2 separate regions of the Homo sapiens genome follow, and region 1 is linked to region 2. Evidence: read pairs that join two places in POLR2A ChIA-PET (ENCODE). Cell type or tissue: PC-3. All regions are shown on one strand.

Region 1 (8,000 bases), 330 kb before region 2:
AGAGTAAAAAACTGGAGGCAGGAACCCAGAGGGGCCCAGAGTACTGAGTGCAAATTAGACTGGGAAGAAAGATGGGAGCACGGACTGGAGCCGTGGGATGTTTTTCCCTTTGCAGTGGGGAGGAGCCTGGCCTCTTCTGTTCCGGGGTGGAACCTGGGATTCAATCTGTGAGGCAGGAAGCCAGCTAGCAGGAGCTGCCAGATTATGGAACGTCTTACATGTCAAGCTAAGGAATGTGGAATTTCTAGCAGAAGCAATGGTAAGCAGAGTGTAGGATGAGGGAACCAGATGCAATAGACCAAATGAGGTGTTGAAGCCTTCAGGGCATTTCAGAAAAAATAGGAGGTGAGGGTGAGGCAAGAAAGACCCTGAAAGAAGAGACAGGACTTGGCCATTAGTGACATATGAGAAACAAAAGTGAGCTAGGGAGAGGAGGGTGGGGCAAGGGTCAGGTAGTTCATTAGGGCAGGAATGCCTTCCTGGGCCTTTGACACTGGCTTCTGAATGGACAATCTTGGGAAAACATTGCCCTTTTATATTTCTTCCCAATTTTGAGTGATGCTATTTTCTACTTCTAATTGTGCTCAAAATAGCCAGAGATGCAGCGTAATACTTGGAGTCAACAAAATGATATGGTGGGTCAAATTTGTAAAGCTAAAAAAAAGTAGTGATTCAGTGTTCAGACTTGAAAAGTTTCCTTGTTTCAAAAAACACCAAAACATGAAATTCTGAATTAATGAAGCAGATAAATTAGCAGGTGATTATTTGAATAACAAAAGAAATATTTTCCAAAAGCCCCTTTTTTCAGGAATTCTTTAAGCAGCAAGTATGCCTAGTCTTCACCCCCATTTAAAATGTGATTTATTTGTAGGCATTTGATGAAACACAGGAAAGGAATGAGCTTATCTCGTAAAACATGATATTCCTTAGAGCTACATGTTACCATGTGCAATATTTTTTAAATGTGTTTATTCTTATATGTATGAAATAACCATAAGATGAAAATTCTCAGAAATTGAATGAGTATCTTTCCATTTTCTTTTAGTTAATTTTGAGAATTAAAGCTGTAATGTTTTATTAAACATATAAATGACAAGTTTAAAATTTGTCAATTGTTTTGAATACTGTCATTTGTATAGTCCCCTAATAAACACAGAGTCCAGAAAGTCCTTTGTCATTTTTTCTTAAAAAGCTTGTGATAAGAAAAGCTTTTATAATGTCAGCTCAGGAAACCCTAACAATAGCTTCCCTCATGCATCCTTAAATGAGGTAAATTTAATTATTTTATGTTTTTCTAGCAGTTCCTACTTTCTTCTATAGAATGCTTTTAAAAATTACTCTTTGCCACCCAAAGTATTTGAAAGCAGGGCCTCAAACAGGTACACACACACACACACACACACACACACACACACACACACACACACAGTTTTTTGGATTCATCTGGAATCTAAGTGCAGCACCAGGTAGACTGCTTTGCCCTAAAAGAGGATCCCAGATGCTCCTGGCCTTTCTGTTGTGTCCTGAACGCTGGATGATCCAAGCCCACTCAGGATGCCTCTTATCCTTTTCTGAAGGGAGAACCTGCTACATTGTAGAGAGTTGGAGATCTGGACTCCAGGCACTTGGGCTGAAGTCTTTGTTCATGCTCTTGCTTGGCTGGGCGACCTTAGCAAGTTTCTTAACATCTCTCTGCCTCATCTCATCTCATCTATGGCATATGAATTATACTACTCACCCTACGTAATCTTAAAAAATTGCACTAAAATGAGAGCACTCTTTGAGTTTTAACACATTGTACAGAAGGAAGTGCTTGTTATCATGGTGGTAGATTTCCTCCCCCTTTCTCTTCAAATAGGTCCATGTTTGAGTTTTTTGGTCTAGGAAAAAAATTTACAGAAATCCCGACTTAAACATATATTTCCACTATCTTCATCGAAGCCATCTGCAGCCCTAGCTAGACTGAAGCTGGCCACTTTGGGGATAGGAGGCAAAACACCATCCTGTCTACCTGTGGCACTGAAATTTGTGAGATGCACTTCCCCTTGAGGAACATGGGCAAAGCCAGAGGAGCCCTAAGGCAGGACCTAATGTCACAGGCTGGAGAATTCCAAGGATAAGGACCCTCAGCCTTTTGCATTGACCCGTGGCTGTCTCTCTCTAACAGAGTGATCTCTAGAGCTACAGTTTAGCGAGCGTGATTTTAAAAATTGTGGTCAAATATACATAACATAAATGTTATCATTTTAGCTGCCGCCACCGCTGCTGCTGCAGCTACTTCTGCTTCTTCTGCTGCTGCTTCTCCCTCTTCTTCCTCCTCTTCTTCTTCCTCCTCTTCTTCCTTCTTCTCCTTCCTTCCTTCTTTCTTCGTATTTCTTCTTTCTTCTTCCAGAGTCTCACTGTGTTGCCCAGCCTGGAGTGCAGTGATTTCAGTTTACTGCAGCTGCAAACTCCTGAGCTCAAGCGATCCTCCCACATCAGCCTCCTGAGTAGCTAGGAGTACAGGCATGTGCCATCACACCCAGCTAAATTTTAATTCTTTTTTTTTTTTTTTTTTTTTTAAGAGATAGGGTCTCACTATATTACCCAGGCTGGTCTCAAACTCTTGGGCTCAAGCGATCCTCTGAAAGTGCTGGGATTACAGATGTAAGCCACTGTGTCTAGCCCCATTTTAACCATTTTTAAGTGTACAGTTTGATGTCCATTCACAGTGTTATGTGGCCATCACCACCATCCAGCTCCAGAGCCTTTTCATCTTCCCAAACTGAAACTCTGTACCGATTAAACAATAACTCTCTATTCTCCTCCCCTCTCCAGAACCTGGCAGCCACCATTCTACTTTCTGTATTTGAACTGACTACTCCACATACCTCATATAAGTAGAATCATATGCTTTTCTTGCTTGGCTTATTTCATTTGGCATATGTCTTCAGAGTTTAGCATGTTGTAGCACAAGTCAGAATTTCATTCCTCTTTCAAGCTAAGTACTGTTCCATTATACACACGTATACACATGTGATTAAATAGTATTCAGCTTAGAGTGACAGATCCCGGTCCCGCCCATCTTCCAGGTCCATCTAGGTTCCAGGGGTCTGACTCAGTACCTCACATCAGGGGCAACAGGCTGTCTATGCCTTGCCATTGTGCGTTGATGCTGGCGTCTGTTTCCCTGTCCCCAGTCATTCATCCCCCTAGTCATTGCCGTGCTGGCCCACGTTCCCCACAGCAAGACAGCTTAAAGTCTGGCTCTCTCTAAGTTATTTTCATGATACGCTTGATGCATATGGATCATCCTTCTTTCCAGAAGGAAACTTGGCAGGCTGCATAAGCCTTATTCCCATTGATGCGCCGCCTTTGGGGCCTGCGGGAATCATTCACCTGTTCTTGTGATGTGCTGGGGCACTAGGACCCACCTGGGTTGTCTCAGTCATTGGCGCAGGCACACCAAGCAGACGTATCCACCCTGACACCTCCCTGTCCTCCCCGCCTCTACCAGCACAGGCAAGTGCCATGCCCCCTTCCCTCTTATTTCCCAGTTCCACCTGGGAGGTTATTATTCACTCCTCTCAGGATCTGCCTGGAGGTGGGTGGAGTTTAGGGCCCTTCCGTAGGGACTCCCCGGTGTCTAATACCCTTCCACCACCTCCATCCATTCACTAGCTTCCCCCAGCCTATAGGACTTTCTTCAGAGCCTTGGATCACTTAACACCTATCCTTCCAAATCATGCCAGGGCTCAAGACTTCGAAGCAGAAGATAATCCATTTCTTAGTTTTCTGCTTTGTGTTTCTTTCCTTCTTTCTGAAGTCATGAAAGCAGGCCGGGCATGGTGGCTCACGCTTGTAATCCCAGCACTTTGGAAGGCTGAGGCTGGCAGATCACCTGAGGTCAGGAGTTTGAGGCCAGCCTGGCCAACGTGGTGAAACCCCATCTCTACTAAAAATGCAAACATTAGCCAGGTGTGGTGGCATGCGCCTGTAATCTCAGCTACTCGAGAGGCTGAGGCACGAGAATGGCTTGAACCCAGGAGGCGGAGATTGCAGTGAGCCGAGATCGTGCCACTGCACTCCAGCCTGGGTGACAGAGTGAGACATCATCTCAAGAAAAAAAAAAAAAGTAGCAAAAGCAGTGTCTTTGGCTGATTGAATAGGTCAGGGTCACTGGGTAGAGGGACAAAATGAAAAACACACAAAAAGCCACTGGAGTTAGTACTTAAAAATATCCTAATTCGAATGTTTCAACCCCACGGTTTAGTAGAAGTACAAGAAGTGTAGAGGACATAAATTAGAGGCAGAACAGAGCCAACCCAATTTGCAGATTGCTGAAGCCTAATCCTTGGCATCCCCAGGAGATTTATATGGTGCGAGACGTAGCTGAGAGTTAAGAAACCAAAAATGACTGAAGGAGCAAATAAACATATTCAGAGAGGCTTAGCCAAATTGTAATTGTAGAGAGAGATGATACCTCATAACTAAACACCATGAAACAATGTAAAATGTAATCAAGTGAACCATAACTGTCCTAATGAATCTGCTTTGGAACTCTAGCATTTCATATTTTAGGATAAAATGGAGTATTCTTATATAACACTATGTTAAATGGAACTATTTTAATCCAGGTTTTGCCTGGGTACCCAATACATTAAATGTGCCATTTAAGAATTTGGTCCAAGACCCCCTTTCAGGAGTACAAAGATTTGCACACGAACTGGTTTTGTGACTCTTAAGCCCTCGCCCATGTAGAATATTGGAGCAAACTGTGTGCTATGTTCTAAATCTCGCCCTCTCCAGAAAGGAAGATATAGGGGGAGGCCAGCCTCTTGCCCCAGGCCCAGAGAGAGAGGCTTCAGCTGGACCTCTTGAATGGTTTAAATAAGTGTCGTCTGCATTTTGAAGGACACAATAGACTGGGACCTGACTCACTCTGAAAAATCTAAAGGGCAGGTTGCTCTGAGATTGTGGCCTTAGGGGATGACTGAGTATCTAGAAATTGTCAGGGCGGAGGATACGTCTGTTTCCCGTGAACCAGATGTGAGCCAGGCCCCAAGGTCAGTTGGCATGGGTTCAACTTAGATCCTGTCCTGGAGAGCTACTTGGAGGGGAAAGGGACACTGAAGGGAGGGTGAGCCTCCAGATTTCCAGTGGCCAAGGAAGGAGCTCTAAACAGCCAGCGTTTGCCTGCACAGAGGATACGACAGGCAGGCCAGGAAATTCCCAGTGATTGTTGCCGGGGAAAGGGGTGTTTTTCTGAGGACCCCATGAATCATTCCAGAGAAAGAAGAGTGTTTATAAGGTTTCAAAGAGGTATAAAAGATCCTTATCCAACAATGTTTTTTTAAAGCTCTTACTATGTCAGGCAACCCCATTACGTATGAATAAAAGAAATGGCATGGAGAAAACATCCCTTTACCTGCTGTCCATATTCTACATGCTCTAAATCATAAAATATTCAGCACCCAACATTCTAACAGGGATAGTCTCTTCTATGATAAAGATCAGTTTTTTTTTTTAGTTTTGATACTTATCGTTATTTATTACAAAGCTTGTGATTTGGAAGAAAATTTGCATTTGTTAATTCTTAAGCATGATAAAATGGAAAGTTGGGTCAATAGCTGGATAATTTTTAGAGACTAGTAATCAAAGCAATTGTAGAGTTAGCTATTTGATTGGCATTGCGCAGAATGAAAAGCCTGATAAAGTTTACTTGTGTAGAAAGCCACACTGGCTGCCCAGAAGCTAACTCTTTGGGCCCAAATTTTACTCTTCTGAAAAAGAATGTGCATCTATTTCATATGTAAATCTTTCTTCCCTCTCCTCCCTTCTCCTCCCCTCCATCCTCCCGTTCCTTCCTCCTCGTCTTTCTCCTCCTCCTCCTCCTCCTTTTCCTTTCTCTCTTTCTCCCCTCTTTCTACCCCTCCAACCCCTTCCTCTTTCCCTCTCCTTTTCCCCATCCAAACTTAGACACATGCTTACTTGAATCTTTATTACTATATTAGATTTCTGTGTTTCATATCTAGAATGCTCACTTCTAGCTCTGCTGGAATGGTATAGCTAAAGGAGAAGCAGTGAAGATTGTGGGCCAAATGCACAATCGTTGTCAGACAAGTATCTCAGGATGTTCCCAATACCATAATTTTACTTTCTGTCCCGTCATAAGTTAGGGCCTATTTAGGATTTGTTATGGAAGCTGGTATGTGATTATTCATTGATTTACTCAATAGCGCACTGTGTAAGTCAATAAATCTTTGGTCCCTAAACTGGTGGTGTCTTAAGAAGCAGACTTGAAAGCATTCTATTGCCTTATCAGTTTCCTGGGAGGATATCTGAAGATTAAAAACTGCAGTCAAGGTAAGCATTTGCTAGGAAGTTAATTATTGGTATCTCTGAAAATGGAGGTACTGGCATCATGCAAAAGAAAGGAGGAACGCACTGATTGAGTTGCTTGTTTAATAAATAATAGAGGATTCACAAAGCAGCAAATGTAGAAGAGATGTGATGGGAAGGCAAAATTCCTTTGTGAGGTGTCACTTAAGAGAGTGCTGATTGGTCAGAAGATGAGTATAAACTGAGAGGAGGGGCTGTGGCAGGAAAGGGGGACCCTGGGTGTTAAAGCCCAAGGCGATAGAGCACATGCTGAATGAACTGTTATATCCTTGCCCTGTGACACATTCATCCCCAGGAACAAATGTCCAGGGAATCTTGTGTTCAAGGTGATTTTTCAAGTGTATTGTTTATTATTTAAATGTAGCAAATCACTTAATCCAGTGTAATCAGTATGTAAGAATTGCCGTGAACTCCCTCCTGTCCCAGTAGCTTTGTTAGCATCCTTGAGGGCTGACAGCAAACTTAATCAGGCCAGCTTGAGTGGAATGGCTTTGGGTGATTTGCATTCTGCAGAATTGCCAGATTCCTGTCCTCTAACACAATAATGAGTGTTTCCATCCAGTGGTGTGAAGCATGTGGAATAATTAGCTCTCAGCGTTAAAGATGTGACTAGTAACGTCCAAGCCTCCTTCCTCTTAAGAGTATGATTTTCTTATGGTGACATTTTCAAGAGGACATCCGTAATCTCTCATTTTGGGGACAGCAGGAAAGAGATGTGCCTGGATATATCCTATCAGTGTTCGCTGATTCGCCTTCAGCTAAATCATTTAACCAGACCAAGGGAACTGAGATTTGAGAAGCTCAGTTGTCTGTAAATCTAATGGTTCCCAACTTACAATCACTTCAGATGTTTTGAGGGGTCTGCAGCCTCTTTTATACATTTTTAAAAGCCTAATAAAAAAGCTAATGGAATAATTATCTATCAGTAACTACATAATAAGTTCAGTTTGTTTTGGAGATCAGATCTTTCAAATCATCCAGTTTGAAGGGAAAGAATAAAAGGAGTCTATGAGTTACAAGGTTGGTGAGTATGATTAGTCAACATCAATTTACAAGTAATGGTATTCCTACTGTGGTGAACCGAATAATGGTCCCTGCAAACATGTCTCTGTTCTAATGTCTGGACCCTGTGAATATGTTGTTACATGTCAAGTGGGAATTAAGATTTCAGATGAAGTAAGATTGCTAACCAGGTGACCTTGATTGAGATGGGCAAATTACCCTGGATTATCCGAGTGGGCCAAGTGTAATCACAAGAGCCCATTTAAGGCAAAGTAGAGTGTGAGAGTCAGAGAGTCATTGAAGGATGCTCTGCTGCTGGGTTTTGAAAAAGAGAGGAAGGGACCAGGAGTCAAGGAAGGTGGACAAAATAGATTCTTCCTTAGCGTCTCCACCCAGCTGTTGAATTTGCCTCCTGGGCACACAGGAAGTCTGCATGCCCAGCCCTTCACATCCAATTGGGGCCATGTGGAATGTGGCCCAGGTGATGTTGCTCAGAAAGAACCCAGCCCAGAAAACACCTTGATTTGAGCCTAATGAGACCTATTTTGAATTTTTGACTTCCATAATTCAAGATATTAAATTCTTGTTTTTTTAAGCCACTGAGTTTGTGCTAATCT
Region 2 (8,000 bases):
CTCTACTAAAAACACAAAAATTAGCCAGGTGTGTTGCTGGGTGCCTGTAGTCCCAGCTACTCAGGAGGCTGAGGCAGGAGAATCACTTGAACCCGGGAGGCAGAGGTTGCAGTGAGCTGGGATCACGCCTCTGTACTCCAGCCTGGGCAACAGAGTGAGACTGGGTCTCAAAAAAATAAAATTAAATAAATAAATAAATAAATAAATAAATAAATAAATATCCCTGAAGCCCAGGCAAATCCAAGAGCAATTATACCAGAGACTCTGGGGGGAACTGAGACACAGGAATTTTTTAAACTACCTCAGATGATCCCAGTATGCAACCAACGTTGAAAACCACTGATCTACAGTTTTGATCATATTTAGGCTCAGTTTTTTCCCCTTTGCCATAGGACGGTTTCTTGTATACCTTACATTGGATATTCAGAATTTCCAAATGGACCCTTTGTCTCACAAGGAAGAAAATGTGGAAGTGTCCATCACCTATGACTTACCAGAGAGCCTCTAGAATGGCCCTATTCTTCATCTAGTGGCAAGAGATGATTACCCCCCACTAGACAAGTTCTGAAGAGACGATGGGAAGAAAAATAAAGCGTGTTTAATCATGTCACAAATTGTCCTTGATCAATGAGCCAGTAACACATAAGTGGATAGAAAAATATCTAGAAGGGTCGGCACAAAATTAATATCATGACTACTTCTGGGAAGTGACTGCGTTTGGTGTGGCAGCAGTCGTGTTTGTGTGTGTGTCCATGAGGGGTTTTAGCCTTACCTCTGGCTTGTAAGCTTTAGATTGAGAATAAAATCATGTATTAATTGTATTAGTCAGTGAAAAGAAAGAACAAATGATGGCTTTTTAACAACAAAATTTCGTATTTTTTATTTAAAAAGTATTTAAAAAGTACTCATTAGAGAAAATTTGAAAAATAGGAGAAGAAAAAAAAGTCATCACCTATAAATTCCCCCCTCAAAGATAACCATTGTTGTGGAATTGGAGTTTATTATGGTAAGTGAAATAAGCCAAGCACAGAAAGAAAAACTTTGCATGTTCTCATTTTTGTGTGGGAGCTAAAAATTAAAACAATTGAACTCACAGAGGCAGAGAGTAGAATGGTGGTTACCACAGGCTGGGAAGAGTAGTTGGGTATTGGGGGGAAGTGGACATGGTTAATGGGTACAAAAAGTAGTGCCAGGTGTGGTGGCTCACACCTGTAATCCCAGCACTTTGGGAGGCTGAGGCAGGTGGATCACTACAAGCCAGGAGTTCAAGACCAGCCTGGCCAACGTGGTGAAACCCCTGTCTCTACTAAAAATACAAAAATCAGCCGGGCATGCTGGCATGTGCCTGTCATCCCAGCTACTTGGGATACTAAGGCAGGAGAAATGCTTGAGCCTGGGAGGCGGAGGTTGCAGTGAGTCGAGATCACGCCACTGCACTCCAGCCTGGGTGACAGGGTGAGGCTGTCTCAAAAAAAAAAAAAAAAGTTAGAAATAATGATAAGACCTAACATTTGGTAGCACAACAAGGTGACTATAGTTAAAAATAATTTAATTTTACATTTTAAAATAAAACGGTATAATTGAATTGTTTGTAAGACAAAGGATAAATACTTTAGGTGATGGATGTCCTATTTACCTTGATATGATTATTACATGTCACGTGCCTGTATGAAAATATCTCATGTAACCCATAAATATATTCATCCGTTATGTATCCACAAAAAATAAAAAGAAAAACTTAAAGCTGAAAATAAAACAAAAAAGTCAAAGATAACCATTGTTAGTATTTGGTCTATTTATCTCCAGTCTTAATGTTTTGTATTTTTAAACTTAGGGACAAAACTCCTACCCTTGACTTTTTAACCTTCCTCTCTCTGGCCTGGTCACAGCCACTAGATACCCATATATTAATATTTGTCCTCTGTCCAGGGCTGGGCGCAGTGGCTCACGCCTGTAATCCCAGCACTTTGGGAGGCCGAGGTGGGCAGATCACCTGAGGTCAGGAGTTCAAGACCAGCCTGGCCAACATGGTGAAACCCCATCTCTACTAAAAATACAAAAAATCAGCTGTGTGTGGTGGTGGGTGCCTGTAATCCCAGCTACTTGGGAGGCTGAGGCAGGAGAATGACTTGAACCGAGGAGGCAAAGGTTGCAGGGAGCTGAGATCACGCCATTGCACTATAGCCTGAGCAACAAGAGCGAAACTCTGTCTCAAAAAGAAAAGAAAGAAAGAAAGAAAGAAAGAAAGAAAGAAAGAAAGAAAGAAAGAAAGAAAGAACTTCAATAATATTCCATAATACTTATTTTATTACTATATTATAATAATCGACATTTATCCTTTATTAGTTGTAATTCTCACAAAAGCTTGATGATGTGAGTTCTTTTATTATTCTCATTTTACAGATGAGGAAACAGGTTTGGAGAAGATAAATACCTTGCCCAAAAATGTAGCATGTCCAATCCTCTTTCCCCAGATAGAGGCTGGGATGAAGCTGGCCAAGGGAGTGTCTTCTCCCTGAAGTTGCAAGTATTTCAGAATCAGGAGCCCTGCAGAGTCCTGAGTTAAAGAGTTAGCCAACAGTGATGTTTCAGAGAAGGGCAAGGGCTCAGAAGCTGATCCTGGAATCCACACAACAGACCCAGAAAATCTGTCAACTACAGAGATGAAAGCAAGGATGATGCATGGAAGGGAGGGAAGTTTCCAGGCTAACACCTGGGGTAGCAGTGTCACTCCTGTCTGTGTTTAGTATGCCCAGAGGGGCCAGGTGTGGGTGGGCAGTCCAGAGCTGAAACCAACCCATTTCCATGCACTGCTTAGTACAGAATGCCAAGTAAAGGCTTCCGTTATTTCTTTGAAACGGTGCTGCCAAGTAATTGTCATAGAACATTTATGGGTCTGTCCTTCCGCCCCTCCCTGCTTTCCCCTGGAATAGCAAGCAGAGCTGGTTGTAAAGTTCAGCACCTTTTCCTGGGTGCTCTGGAGTAAATAAAGCCATTTCCTCCTGCCCACAATGATGAGCTATTCCTGGTTGGGTAATATTGACCTCTCACCTATGGATTTGTGCACCTAGAAAAGGATTTACTTTATTTAGTTAAGAGTTTGGAAGAAATGCTTTCTGTGTACTGCATAAGTATCCAATGTCTGTTTCTTAGTTATGTTTGCTTTACAGTTACCATGGAAAGAATAAAACCAAATGGAAAAACGTAGCAACATGGCTGTCTACAAAACAGAAAAGAAATCTTAAAGATATTTTAAGAGGCAAAGATGCTACTTATTTTTTGTTATAGACAGCAGCCAGAAGGCAAAGAACCTTTTAGGATGTTTTCCTTGGTATGGCCAGACAGAGGAGCTATTGTGAATAAGTGGCAGCAGAGGGCACTCTTCCTACGGGTTAGTTTCTATCCTCACTTCTCCAAGGAAAACACTTGTTAAAATGCCTGTGTATATATATGTTAACAAGTTTATGGCCCTTTAAAAAATAGATGACAGATTAGATAGATAATAGATAGATAGAAGATAGATGATATATAGATATGATGAGAGATGATAGATGATAGTTGACATAGATAATTGATAGATGATAATTAGGTAGATTATTGATATATGGGTAGATACATAGATGATAGTTGATATAGATAATCGATGATAGATGGTTGATAGATGGATATAGAGATGATAGTTGATATAGATAATTGATAGATGATAGGTAATTAGATGATTGATAGAGGGATATATAGATGACAGTTGATATAGATAATTGATAGATAATAGATGATTGATAGATGGATAGATATATTGATGATAGTTGATACAGATAGGTAATTGATAGATGATAGATAGATGATTGGTAGATATATAGATGATATGTTGTAACCGAGGGAGTTATAGAGAAACGCCACATTCTGAGGCTAATTCAGGAGTCCTTTTATTGCCGGCGACCGAGAGATGGCTAGAGCTCAAAATTCTCTTGGCCTCGAAGAACGGGATAGATTTCTTTTTAAACCATGGTCTAAATAGGGGAGGGGGAGCCTACTTGAAGCAATTTTTACAGAAGCAGAACAGGCAAAAAGTTAAAAAAATTAATGGTTACAGAGATAGTTACAGAAAAATACAGTTCCAGGTGCAGGGGCTTAAACTATCACAAAGAGATAAATGCAGGGGCTTGGGTACCATCCGCCGAGCACGTCCCCAGGAGCTGCTGGTACAGCTTGCCTCAATATCTTATCAGTAAGTGCATTCCTGGATGTGCTTGGAGTCAGCTTGCACTAGTTATTCCCTTAAGGGAGGGGGATAAGGGGACTGCAAGTGAAGAAGCTAAAATGGAGAGTGTCCAGCTATCTCAGCTAAGAGAGAGTCACTCTGAGCAGAAGGGTCAGAAGTCACCCTTCTGACCCACTGTACACGTAAACTTGGGGCAGGTTAAAACAGGGTAGGTATCACATTCCCCACTCATGTTTTGGGTAATCAAATCATTGATTCTTCAGTCACAACAAGGGAGTTATATTGGGTTTTAAGATACGTAAGTTTGACAGAAGCTATGAACTGCTTTATAAATTTAAGAAACCAATTTAATATACAAGGCCCGAAGACTAAACCTAACAAGAGGAGGAGAAGGGGTCCCGCCAATCCAGTGATTAGAGTAGTTAGCCATAGATTCCAGTTAAACATGTTTTGGTACCAGGGGTGTTATTTTCCAATTCCTGTTAGCGTCTATCTAGATTTTCTCGAACTTTTTGGAGAGTATCCTTTATGACCCCAGACTGATTGGCATAGAAACAACAACTCTCTCCTAGAGCTGCGCATAACCCTCCTTGGGAGAGAAATAGCAGATCTAGGCCTCGGGGGTTTTGAAGTACTACTTCAGCTAGAGACTCTACCTGGGTATGTAGCATATTTATGGCTGACTGGAGATTGCTTAAATCAGCATCTACTTGCTGAGACAGAGACATTAGTCCAGTTTCTCCCTGAACCAGGGCAGCCGTGCCAATGGCTGCTGATCCAGCTATGCTAAGGCTGGCCAGAAGGGGTACGAAGAGTGGGGCGGCTCTGCGAAACCTGGAATGTAACTCAGGGGGAGCGATGAGAAGTCACCCTTCTGACCCGCTGTACACGTAAACTTGGGGCAGTATATGAACTAACACGCACAGGAGAGGTCCAGGTTCAGTCCCATTGATGCAATGAGTGAGCCTGAAGTGTAGGCCAGCCAGGTATTGTTGGGTGCCTGGTAGGAGACTGAGGTGTTTAAGGAAGTAAGTAGAGACTGATTACAGGTAGCCTGAAAGGGAGAAGCAGATAAGTTATACCTGGTGCTAATTCGACAGGAGGCGTTCCCTGACACGTCTCCTAGTGTAAGGGCATGGGGGCATGTACGACAAGAAAGAGAGTCAATTTTAATCATGGCTTCTACTCCTAATCCAACATAACGTGGGGGTTTGGCCTTTAGGCACAACCAACAATCCTGGGCTAATTTAGTCTGGGTGAGATTAAGGAGGTGATGCACCCCATCCAGAATGGACATCAGGCTGGGTTGGAGATGTCGTTGTAACTGAGATCTGGGAACAAGGAGGGGCAGCGGGATAGTTAAATCGACCCTGTCTGGGTGTCTTTGGAACATAGGGTCACCTAAATCAGTTAAAGGTCCGATTGGCTTAGGAGGGCTCCATGGGACCAGGACCTTTTTCTGAATGGTGAACATAGTTCCAACATCAAATCCTGAGATACAAAGTCTTAATCCCCATGACATGCCATAATACCATTGAGCTGAACCAGGGTTACGGACAGTTATAGTAAGAGGGTTACAATTTCCCATAGTTCACGGTCTAGGACGGGAAGTGCGAGTTATGGAGAGGGTTGAGGACCGGGTTGATCCTCCAGGGAAAATGGCTAGGGTTACACACGACCAGTGAGGGCAGAAAAACTGGTAAGAATCTCGACAGCTAGAGGAGTCAGGGCGATTTCCAGGACAGAGGTAAAAGTCAACGCTCTGGAGTCCTTTTTCTGCACCTCTAGAGATCCCACATCCAGTCCAGCTTCCTGTGTGTCCACATCCTGCAGCAAGGTCGACATTTCCCACTCCCATGACCGGCAGGTTGCATTGTTCTTCGTGGGTACAGACAGGCTCTGGGAACAAAGCACATAAATCGACTGCAAGAGAGACTTCCTTTGAGGTTCCTGCCTTCCAAGTAGTTTTTGCAAACACATGTCCTGTCGTGAAAGAAGTGAGGAGAAAAGAGTAGGATGGAGCAGAAGGTATAATAGGCAGAAACAAACAAAAGAGGTAAATAAAAAGAATTAATTTGATGGCTTCACTCAACTTAGGCACAGTTTTAAAGGGCCTGGCCTAGGCTTGGGGACCCAAGTTTCCTGCTGGGCTCTGTTGGCCTTTTTGATGTGAGAGTGATGAATCCAAGCAGGAATGCCATCCACCTTTAGAGTCATTGGCATGGTGAGGATGACAGTATGAGGTCCTTTCAAGGCAGGAGTGAGTCCTTCTTTCTGGAACTTTTTAACATACACCAGGTCACCCGGCTGGAAAAAGTGGCAGGGCTCACTCTGGTCAGGAGCTGGATTAGAGTGTGCTCCCCAGACAAGTGGCTGGATGATGACTCGTACCTGTTGGAGAGACTGCAAGTACTGTAACAAATTAGCTTGTGAGATTTCTGCTAAATGGGTATCCCTTAGCTTAGGCAAGATAGGCGGAGCCCTTCCATACATGATTTCAAAAGGTGAAAACCCAGCCCAATATGGGGTGCATCTTACTCTAAGAAGGGCTAAAGGAAGGAGCTTTACCTAATTCTCACCGGTCTCTAGGATTAACTTAGTAAGAGTACTTTTTAGGGTGCAGCTCATGTGTTCTACCTGTCCAGAGCTCTGGGGTCGATAGGCACAATGGAGTTTCCATTGAATGTTTAATGTCTTGCTAACCAACTGAGCTATGGACGAGGTGAAGGCTGGTCCATTATCAGACCCTATGGCAACAGGCAGCCCAGGTCGAGGGATGATTTCATTGAGTAAAAGCCTAACTGCCGTGGTGGCAGTTTCGTTTTTGGTGGCAAATGCCTCAGTCCATCCTGAAAAGGTGTCTACTAGCACTAGGAGGTATTTATACTCTGCCTGCTGTGGTTTCATTTCTGTAAAGTCAACTTCCCACCTTTCTCCTGGCAAGCCTTCCTGGAGGCGGTGGCCTGGGCTGGGCTTGGGACCTTGTTTGGCATTTACCTGACCACAAGCCATACACTGGAGAGCTAGCTGCTTGGTTAGTTAAGTCCTGAAGGTGGGGGATCTTGAAATGGCTCCTTAGAACCTGGGCCAGTTTTACTCCTCCCAAATGGGTGGTAGAATGCAGACGACTATTAAAGTTTTCCTGAGGGTTTGGGGCATGAAGATTCTGGAATCAGGAAGAATCTGCCAACCTTCCTGATTTTTACTGGCCTGAAGATGCAAAGCTCGTTTTTCTTCCTCTGGGGAGTATTCTGGGTGGTCTGGTAAGTGAGGTTGAGGAAAGGACACAGCAGGCAGCAGGGTCAAAGGCATGACCGGGAGCCGAGCTGACTCTCCCGCTGCAGAGTCTGTTCTTTGGTTACCACAGACAACGGCTGAGTCTTCTCTTTGATGTCCCTTGCAATGAATTACAGCCACCTGCTGAAGAAGTCAAACAGCTTCAAGCAGAGCCAAAATTTCTTCTTTGTTTTTAACAGTCTTTCCTGCTGAGGTGAGTAGCCCTCGCTCTTGATAGATGGCTCCGTGTACATGTACAGTAGCAAAAGAATACCTGCTGTCAGTGTAGATGTCAATACGTTTGTCCTTACCCCATCGGAGAGCCTGAGTGAGGGTGACCAATTCAGCCTTCTGTGCCAAGTTACCTGCCGGCAGTGCCTGGGCCTGCGGTATATCTGTCTCCATAGTAACGGCTGCACCAGCCTTTCATACTCCCTGTTCAAGGAAACTGCTACTGTCTGTAAACACAGTGGCATCTGCCTCCTTTAGAGGCACATCTTGG

Evidence for each region. ChIA-PET counts read pairs that join two places held together with the same protein. Peaks named below come from ENCODE experiments on the same cell type or tissue, not always from the same donor. Only the 100,000 strongest peaks of a DNase experiment are listed, where the experiment ranks them.
Region 1: POLR2A ChIA-PET joins it to region 2 with 10 read pairs; 1 of 35 experiments calls an interaction of 5 or more read pairs at or near these places.

Annotation. Positions count from the first base shown.
Region 1 is chr7:29,299,962-29,307,961 of GRCh38, forward strand. The region is part of intron 1 of CHN2 (chimerin 2); the gene reads left to right. Among named protein-coding and RNA genes, the nearest start is that of CHN2-AS1, 95 kb to the left of the region's middle. RefSeq lists enhancers at 3,425-3,925, 3,926-4,426. In PC-3, no CTCF peak of the experiment used is centred here; a DNase peak (open chromatin) is centred at 4,970; H3K4me3 peaks cover 380 bases; H3K27ac peaks cover 1,478 bases.
Region 2 is chr7:29,632,506-29,640,505 of GRCh38, forward strand. No RefSeq gene overlaps it. Among named protein-coding and RNA genes, the nearest start is that of MIR550A3, 44 kb to the right of the region's middle. In PC-3, CTCF peaks have their summits at 3,397 (motif pointing right) and 3,597; a DNase peak (open chromatin) is centred at 3,366; H3K27ac peaks cover 325 bases.